2 separate regions of the Homo sapiens genome follow, and region 1 is linked to region 2. A link is a contact called in ENCODE Hi-C or POLR2A ChIA-PET data. All regions are on one chromosome and are shown on one strand. The core of a region is the stretch at or near the end of the contact, and the rest is flanking DNA. Distances in the headings are between cores, read along the strand shown. Region 1 holds the start of CCDC180 (coiled-coil domain containing 180). Region 2 holds the start of ZNF782 (zinc finger protein 782).

Region 1 (4,877 bases), core at 1,738-4,237, 450 kb after region 2:
ATGATACTACCATGTAGTGGCTAAAATAAAAACAGGAGACAATATCAAATGTTGGCAAGGACGTAGGGCAACTGGAACTCTCATACACTGCTGTATGTAAACTGATACATTTTCAAAAATTCTTTGGTAGTATCTCTTAAAGATGAACATACACATATTCTATGACTCAGCAATTCCACTCTTAAATATACACCCAATAAAAATGCCTGCATATGTTCACCATACAAAAGAATGGTCAGAGCAGCATTATTATTGGTAGTCTCCAAATTGAAAAAATCCAAATGTGTATCAATAATAGGATGAATAAAATGGGGTATATATTTTTTAATAATAGGATACTATACAGAAATAAACCATAGACACATTAAAAATATATATATGGGCTTGGCCTGGTGGCTCATGCCTGTAATCCCAGCACTTCAGGAGGTTGAGGCGGAGGATTACTTGAATCTAGGAGTTCGAGGCCAGCGTGGGCCACATAGTGAGACTCTGTCTCAACAAAAAATAAAAATTAGCCAGGTATAGTGGTATATGCCTGTAGTTCTAGCTACTTGGGAGGCTGAAGTGGGAGGATTGTTTGAGCCCAGGAGTCTGAGGTTACAGTGTGAGCTATGATTGTGCCACTGCACTCCAGCCTGGGTGACAGAATGAGACCCCGTCTCAATAAAAAAAAAAAGTATACAACTTACAAACATAATGAAATAAGCCCAACATAAAAGAGTCCATTCTCTATGGTTCCATTTAAATAAAATTTTTAAAGAAGCAAAACCAATTCAGAAGTTAGAATATTTGTTATCCTGGGGGAAGAGAGGGCAGTGACATGAAAGGTACACAAAAGGGGCTTCTGAAGAGTTGGTAATGCTCTGTTTCTTATGGGTACTGCTTACTAGGCACGTTCCTTTCAGATAATTCATTGAGCTATTCACTTATGATTTCTATACTTTTAGATATGTACGCTATGCTTCAACATGCACATCCAATCAGTTGGTTAAATAACTTTTTTTCTGGCTAGTCACAGGTCAGATGGTTCAAGACTTGAATTACAGGGTCTAGATTCATATCCTAGATCTTCCTATCTTGGAGATCTTGGCCAAGTCACTGACTCTGAATTTCAGTTTCTTAATCAGTAAAATGGGTTACTTAAGGCACCCCTCTCATAGTCACTACAGGCATTAAATCTTCTCATTAAATATTTGCCTCTTGTGGTGGTCCTCATTGCTCTGCTTTGTCTGGACTATGCAGAAGACAGACAATAGCCTGGGATAGAGGAAGGAAAAGGATGGGGTCAAGAGACATTTTCAAAGTTAAGAGTGAGAGGGAAAAGATCAAAGATGATGCTGAGCTACAAGAAAAAGATCCAGAGGCCCTGGTGTCATTCTTTCCGTTCCCTATCTCTGGCTTTTTGCCCGTATCTAAACACAGGAGGTGGACTAACCAGATGATCTCTAACTGGTTAGTCTTTCGCTATGATATTATCAGGTTGGGAGGAGAATGGAAATGCCATCCAAAAGGCAAACACGAATTTCCACGTTTGATGCAAACTCAAACACAGTCTCAAAAACTTGGAAGTTAAGGGAGGTAAATTCTCAGTGCTGGGATTATGGGTTATTTTTACTTTCTCCATTGAAGTTTTTCATTTTTTTTTAATTTTTGACAATAAATATGGAGTTTAATCAAAACAAAATCCCATACTTCACATGTCCATGCCTGCTATTTATAGCCATATAATTTTTAAAAAGAAAGAAACCCCTAAATTACAGATGTGCCTGGAACCAGAACCCAGAAAGCATCTGGGTAGGGAAAATAGTTTCTAGTGTTCAAGGCCAAAGCCAGTAGGGCCTCCTTGGATGGGAAAGAGATATGAGACTGCAAGTAATTCCTGGACATTACCTATTTGTTATTGTGTTTTCATCCCTTCCCTCAGTCACCTACACGTTTTCTTTTTCCAGCTAAAATGAATCTAATCTTTGTTACAGTACTTCACCTTGTTAATAAAACCCAGGACTGAAGAATGAGAATAAAAGGGTTTTATACTCACCATTTCTTAATTTCTGATTCTAGTCTGGACAGAACAATCACTCATTCTAGAAAATTGGCATAGGGAGCATTTATTAGCAGTTGTAACATATCACTGCCAAAGGGAGGGATTCTGTAAGGCGGCACTGGGTGTCTCATATGTATGGGAAACCCGAGGCCACGTTCAGTGCCAACCACAAGCATTTTCATCTCTGGCCAGGCAAGCCTTGATCCCTGAATTTTGAGCTCTCAACCTCTTTTAAAATGAGAAAGAGATGGTTTCTTCCAGAGTCTTTCAGCTTCTAACTTACAGGCAAACACTACCGTATGCTGTCCCCCAGCAGAGATTGGTTTTAACCAAGGCAAATAAGTTAGGATGGACTTTGTTGACCGTGATGGCTCAGTGCTACATCTCATATATCCTACCACCTTTCAGAACATTTAATAGTGCTGCTCCTGGCAGCCCTGGGGTTGTAGTCCTTGTAGAGAGGAGGAACTGGCATTGAAAGAAATAGTTGAGTTTCACTACGCCACGTGGGGCGCTCCCATTGCTAAGAGCAATCTCCCCTCCCTGGGAAGAAAAGCGTGGGCGGGGCCGGGGCAGTCCCTCCCCTCCGCGTTGCCTTGGAGACCATGGGCGTCCAGCTGCAGTTGTCGCTGGACCGGCCCTGGCTGCCTTGAGAGGTGCTTTCTGCAGGCGGGGACGCGGCCAGGCCGGACGCAAGGCCTCCCTCCAATCTACCGGGCTCAGGGGGACGGCCAGGGGCTGCTCAGTCTACTTGGCGGGCTAGGGAGGGGGATGGCAGAGGCTGGTTGGGTCTTCTCAGCACACAGTAGGCGCCTAATTAGCGTGACCTGAATCAGGTTACTCTCTCCCTCCAATTCTCCTCCCTGTGTCCCATGGAGGGTGGATTAGGGTCCCGGATGCGAATTCTGCGCCGCATTAGAGTTCCAGTCCCAACCGACACCTTGAGCGCCGTTAACTTTTCCCCGAAGAGCATGGCAGAGTGAAGCACAAGCAATAATCCTGTATTATTCGCGTTCCCAGAGTCCCTTCGGATTTGCGCCATGCGCGGCGGGGAGAACCGGCCTCCTGCTCGAGTTCAGAGCTCATCTGAGGTTAGTTTCATCGTTTCGTTGAAAGTTAAAACCCTAAGTCGACGTTCCCCAGCCGCCTACCCCCCAGCAGAGAGTCCTTCCCCGGGGAGTCCTGCCCTGGGGTGCCGCCTCGAGGCCAGACGTCGTCCCGCCTGGACCTGAACCTGAGTTTGGGACGGGCGATTTCCCAACCTCAGGAATTGGAATTGAGACACCAAAGCCTAGACGCGTTTCCTGGACGACGGCTTCCCGGCAGGGGCATCCAGCCAGCGGCCAAGATGTCGTCAGTGGGGAAGGTGACCCAGGTTCCGAATGGGAAAGCCTACCAGCAGATCTTCCAGGCTGAGGTAGGAGCCGCCCTCTGTCCCGCTTTTCTCCATCCCCCTTCCCTTGCTTTCTTCCAAACTTCCCTCCCTCCCAGGGCTTCCCTACTGGAAATTGAATAAAACAAGGGCTTTGAAATTACTTTGATTTTAAAAATAATTCTTGCTTGTTCTTAAATCGTACCAATACAAAATTAGAATGTCAGTTCTTGAAAATTAGAAAACTTAAATTAAAATTTTAAATGTAAATTACTCAGAAATAGCCTGGATGGAACCACTGGGTGACCTCTGTTTTTCCCATGCATAAAAACATGACTAATTTTTGTATTTAAAAAATAGGTTTCATTCTGTACTAGTGTTTTGAAATCTGCTTTTTCTTCATAACAGTATCTCACAGACCCTTTTCTATGCCCGTGGGCGCCCATGTATTTCACCATACTGAGCAGCTCCCCACTTGTTGACCTAGGACTCCCATAACTGTATTAAAGTAAAGCCCTCTTGACAACAGTGTAGGTTGTTGAAATTGCCTTGTTCTCTCTAAAGCACTGTATAGACAAAACAAGATCTTAAAAGAAACACACAGACCCAAATTCTTCCTTTGAAGTTCTGTACTGCTTATTTAAAAGGGATTTGCATTCCTAATTTAAGCCTTAAATAATTATCTGTAAAACCTCTGGAAATTATAAAAGTATAAAGAAGCCAAAACAACAATTACATCACTCACATGATCCTGCTCTCTCTAAGGCCATTCTTAACTCATGGCATACTTCCCCCAGGGCCTTTTCCTATGCGTTTTAAATTTTGAGATCATACGGTATAGTTTTGGTTATAATTTCTAATTTCTAATTTCTATAATTCTATAATTTCTAATGCATGTAAGTGATATATTTAACCATATATCATCTCCTAAGCATTTCCTCAGGTTATAAAAAATTATTTGTGGGTCTCATCTTTAACAAATGCCTAACATTCCATCAAACAGACATACCATGTTTACTCAGCCAATCCCTATTATTAGTCAGTTCTGTTTTTCCAATTTCTTGTGATTATAAAAAAGGCTGAGATGTTCATCTTGATCTTCATTTAAGGTTCTTAGAAAGAGGCCTTCTTTGAAGTGGCTGAGTGACTGTTACTGGGAGGAGAGCTCTCCTATAGGGATATGACCTGGGGCTGAAGGCCTCCTGAAAAGTACCTTCCTGGGGGCAGCTCTCTGGATGTCTTTCTAGACAGCCACCATCAGCCTGAGAGTGCTAGGAAGTCAGCAGCTCTGACCACTCCCCCATCCTTGGTCCTCCCTGGATTCAGGTGCAGCTGGTCCACTCCCTGGCGGCCACCAGGAAGCGGGCTGCAGAGCGTTCTGTGACCCTGAAGAGTGGCAGGATACCCATGATGAAGAAGGTGGAGACTCCTGAAGGGGAGGTGATGTCTCCCCGACAGCAG
Region 2 (4,829 bases), core at 154-2,653:
GATCTGGGGACAGAATCTCCGGTTACCCCTACCCTCAGACCTATGCAATGATGTGGCCTTTCCTGAGCAGCCTGTCCCTGGCCACCACCTAGCCCATTTTGCTCTTCTCAAAGCTGGCCCAAACCACCCACTGTCACCCATTGTGTGGTGGCTTCTGGAGGCTTCACCAAGTCTGGCTCATTCTGGGAAGGAGGATCAAGAACTGCTTCTGACCATACACATCTAGGATCTGCTCCTCTGTGGGCTCTTCTGCCTCTGCTCTGAAGCTCGGGAGGGAGGCCTAGGTCTGAGAGGTGTTCTCTTCCAGGTAAAACTGTTCACAGAGACCCCTGCTTCCCACCTCGCAAGGGCTGCTCTGTTCAAGGAGCCTGCGACCTGACCTGAGAAACCATGTTAGTGGCAAAAATCTGACTCTTAGAATTCTTTACATCAGACTTAAAAGAGAGACACCCTGACAATGCAGAAGGGGCCAGGAACCTGTCTGACCCAAGAGATCTGAAGACACACCAGAAATCCAGACTACATTTGACACATGGTAAGATTCCATCTACATCCACTCCCTGAGTATTTGGGGACATGACATTCTGCTAAGTGCTGTGAAGGCTGCAATGCTGGTTTTAGGCAGGTGTGATATTAGCGCCTGAAACGGGAAATAAATCACACCTGCCTTTGAACCCCAGCTCCCTCACTGCTAGCTTGTGACCTGAGCCTCAGTTATATTTAATGCAGATGTGGTTGTGAGGTATACATAGGCACCCAACGAATGGAACAAAGTGTCTTCTAAATATAACAGCAGCAGTCCGCTCATGGCTTAGTAGCCTACAGTCGGCTGTTTGCTTTACAGGTGGTGACTTAAAGTTTTAAACCAACGCCATGAAGCAGTCATTATTAATACCCTCACTTTCAGATGAGAAACCTGACTCTCATCCACGTCCCTACATTCGCCTCGGCTTCCAGTTGACAGAGATGGAACTTACCCGGGTTTTTCCAGCTCCAGAGCTCGGGGTCTCGATGCAGACCCACCGTCCGGGGATTTCGGGCACGTTGTCGCCCGCGTTACAAATGCGCTTTCCCCACCCCCGCCGCCGCTCGCGCCGGGCTCCGGTCCCGCACACCGCGGCCCGCACCCGGCACCTGCTCCGGACCAACGCTCAGCCTCAGCCGCCCCGGGAGCCAGCGGCCGAAGTCCCTCTCCAGCGGCCGGGAAGGCCGAGGGCCCGCCCGGTCGCATCCACTGACACAGGGGGCGGGGATCCCACAAACTTCCCGCTTCCTCTCCCGCTTCCGGGCACAAACGCTGTCCTCCCGCCCCAGCTGCGCCCCCTCTACTTTCCGAGCCGACCCCCGAGCTTCCCAAACCGCTTCCCGGGAGTCTCGAGAACCCAAATGAGGAGGCGGGGCTCTGGCTGCACAGGCGCAGAAGGAGCCCAGGAGCCCCATCCCAGAGTGCTGCGCGGCGAACCAGACTCATTCAGGACTACATTTCCCATAAGCTCTTGCGTCCGCCTTCGACGTGACTCCTCACGTTTCGGCGATTCAGAATTGGCGGGGATGGAGTTTTTATGAAGTCTCCCGCTCAGGCTCTCCAAGAACAGGGAGAAGTTAAAGGTTAAAACTTAAACGCTACTGACAAATACAAAGAGTAGCCCTCCATTGGTTCCCGGTTGAACCAACATTTTTTTTTTCCGTAAGACTTTCGGAGACAATTGGGAAGCTGAATATGGATTGGGAATTGCAAATATTGAAAAAAAGTACCATTACTTTTGTGAACTGTGAAAAAAAATTAAGAATTTTGTAGAAATTTTTTTTTTAAAAAAAGGGATCACTACTGAAGTATTTAGCATTGAAATGATATAACTTTGAATTTACTTTACAATTTTATACATTTTCAACCTGGAACCTCCACCTTGTCTCTTTACAGCCTACCCGACCCATTGACCTGTGAGCCCTGTCCTGGCGCCCCCAGGCGTGAGGGTTCTAAGGCGGGTCGAGCCCGGTGCTGCAGGTGTTAGAGAAAAGCTTTTGGTTTTTATCCCTTAACATTGCTTCTTGCCGAATTCTCTTATTGATTCAACATATTTAAATTTAATGTTAATTATCTTAGGTTTCCATGCGCATTAACGAATTTTCTTGCTTTTTGCTGATTGTTTTTTATTTCCGTAGGTTATTGGGGAACAGATGGTGTTTGGTTACATGAGTAAGTTCTTTAGTGGCGATTTGTGAGATTTTGGTGCACCCATCACCTGAGCAGTATACACTGCACCCCATTTGTAGTCTTTTATCCCTTGCCCCGCTGCCCTCCGCCATTCCCCGCCAAGTCCCCAAAGCCCATTGTGTTATTCTTATGCCTTTGCATTCTCATAGCTTAGCTCCCACTTATGAGTGAGAACTACGATGTTTGGTTTTTCCACTCCTGAGTTACTTCACTTAGAATAATAGTCTCCAATCTCATTCAGGTCGCTGCAAATGCCATTAATTCATTCCTTTTTATGGCTAAGTAGTATATCATCAGATACATACCACAGTTTCTTTATCCAGTTGTTGATTGATGGGTATTTGGGTTGGTTCCACGTTTTTGCAATCGCAAATTGTGCTGCTATAACCATGCATGTGCAAGTATCTTTTTCATATAATGACTTCTTTTCCTCTGGGTAGATACCCAGTAGTGGGATTGCTGGATCCAATGGTAGTTCTACTTTTAGTTCTTTAAAGAATCTCCACACTGTTTTCCATTGTGGTTGTACTAGTTTACATTCCCACCGGCAGTGTAGAAGTTTTCCCTGTTCACTGCAGCCATGCCAGCATCAACTATTTTTTGATTTTTTGATTATGGCCATTCTTGCAGGAGTAAGGTGGTTTTGATTTGGATTTCTCTTATCATTAGTGATGTTGAGCATTTTTTCATATGTTTGTTGGCCATTTGTATATCTTTTTTGAGAATTGTCTATTCATGTCCTTAGCCCACTTTTTGATGGGATTGTTTGTTTTTTTTCTTTGATGAGATTGATTTGTTTGAGTTCGTAGTAGATTCTGGATATTAGTCCTTTGTCAGATATATAGATTGTGAAGATTTTCTCCCACTCTCTGGGCAAAGTGAACAGCTGAGTAAAGATTAAAGGTGAGCTGCGAGGTGTTGTTACCTCAGAGGGTGCTCTGCAGAAGAGTATATCCATGAGCTACTTGAACTCTTTAAATCAAAACAAAAGGAAAAAAGTTTATTCTAAGCAAGTTTATTTCTTGTCTGATGGTTATTAGATGGGAGAACATTGCCAGATCTAAGCTACCAACCTCAAAAATGTTTTCAAAAACAAATGGTTATTGAACATCACATTTTACAGAGATTCTGCTCCCTTTCTCCCGCCCTCCCCAGAGAGAGCAGTCCTGCATGCGAATGATCAAAGGTCAGTCTTAGGACAACAATGAGAAAACAAGCTATTTAGATAAACTCCTCTACATTCCCTTGTTATTTGCTTTTTACTATTAACTCAAGGTAAGAGGATCAGGCTGCCTTCAGCCATAACCCTTTCCTAAAGCTTTTGCAAAACCTTCTGGCCTTCCAAGAAGGTTTGCCCAGTTCTTTGTAGGACAGATGATTGATAGATGTAAAGTAATTCATGAGTAACCCTGCTTAGCAGGGTTAGAGGAATCCCAGGGATACATAGACTGGCAGCTGTTTCCACCTTAAAACCAACAGAATTGTCTAAGTTGCAGATGATGTAAGACAGAACAATTTTTATGATGTGATCATGAAGATGTGAAAAATAGGGGCTGTAAGAAGGACCATTCTTTATACACGTGCATTCCTTATCAAGCCAACAACTGACTATGGGGAATGTTTTACAACCTCAGAGACCTGCGCCTGCCATGCTGCTCTGCACAGCAGCCACTGGGGGGCTCTCTTGACCGCAGTTTTTTAAGCTAGTGCCCTATATAGAAGGGTAAGTTTTTGTGAAAAGATTAACATTTGCTCACTATCACATGGGTTTTACATATTCAAGCTTGACGTACTTGTAAAGTTCCCATCTGCCTACCAGCTAGGTGTCAGACATTACATGTGGTAGGCACTTGAGGATTTACTGAATGACTTTAAATCCACACTGGGCCTGTGTGTGTGCTGCCTTTTATGAGTGTGAAGGTGACAACACTGCCTCTTTTCATGATGCCCTTGGCTGAGATGACCATCATTCTTGTGACTAAAACTGGGCTGTACATTTCTATGGGCACAGTAGGTAGCAGAAGTATCTGACCTATGATTGTGATATGGCCTCTTGCTCTGCCTGATCAAGCAAAGTCTCTGTAGAACATAAGAATAAAAGGCACTTACTTTCTGGTCAAAACCAGAAGAAACCTGTCATTCCTAAGAGTTCTTATTACAGCACTCAAACTAAGCTAAATCAAAGGCCAGTGCTCTATTTTGCAGATTTACATAGAAAGACTTGAAAGTTATGCTGATATTGACATTTGTCCAACCAAACTAGAAGAGGATTGTCTTGTCACCCATTTATCTTGCTGTGGAGCGATGACCATGAGGTTGCAGGGAGTGTGAAAAACTGCAGGCTCTCTGAGAACATTTAATCTGATGACATGTGAGTTTGTAAGGTTTTTGTGAACTTTCTGATAATTTTTCAATATTTTTTTGCTCCCATAAACTTAACACTTTAAGAAATATTTTTAAAGGTTACATTGTGCAGATGATGGAAATGGACATGAAAACCACATCTTTCTATTAGCTTTAGAATAACAGTTCATAGTTTTCATTGTTCATTGGTAGGTCTTGGTAAATTGCTCTTGTAATAATCTGCTCATAAATTGAAAAGTATTTTTCTGGT

What was found. A loop is a pair of places that touch in the nucleus more often than their neighbours do. ChIA-PET counts read pairs that join two places held with the same protein, here RNA polymerase II (POLR2A). Pooled maps may share reads with other maps.
Region 1: a pooled map of heart left ventricle shows a loop between it and region 2 (5-fold over the local background). The contact joins the promoter of CCDC180 here to the promoter of ZNF782 in region 2. A Hi-C loop is called at or near these places in 1 of 168 maps with a recorded cell type or tissue (naive thymus-derived CD4-positive, alpha-beta T cell), 3 of 37 single-sample maps with no recorded cell type and 8 of 50 pooled maps. POLR2A ChIA-PET finds 5 or more read pairs at or near these places in 2 of 52 experiments (Caco-2 and activated CD4-positive, alpha-beta T cell).

Annotation. Positions count from the first base shown.
Region 1 is chr9:97,304,672-97,309,548 of GRCh38, forward strand. CCDC180 (coiled-coil domain containing 180) reads left to right here and starts at 2,988. Exons shown (of 37, transcript NM_020893.6): 1 at 2,988-3,135; 2 at 3,312-3,461; 3 at 4,743-4,877. The coding sequence starts at 3,393. It overlaps SUGT1P4-STRA6LP-CCDC180 (SUGT1P4-STRA6LP-CCDC180 readthrough), which reads left to right. Exons shown (of 45, transcript NR_036529.1): 13 at 3,065-3,135; 14 at 3,312-3,461; 15 at 4,743-4,877. RefSeq lists a silencer at 2,456-2,750 and enhancers at 2,456-2,750, 2,693-3,193.
Region 2 is chr9:96,853,111-96,857,939 of GRCh38, forward strand. It overlaps ZNF782 (zinc finger protein 782), which reads right to left and starts at 1,404. Exons shown (of 6, transcript NM_001001662.3): 1 at 978-1,404. RefSeq lists silencers at 737-826, 1,107-1,176.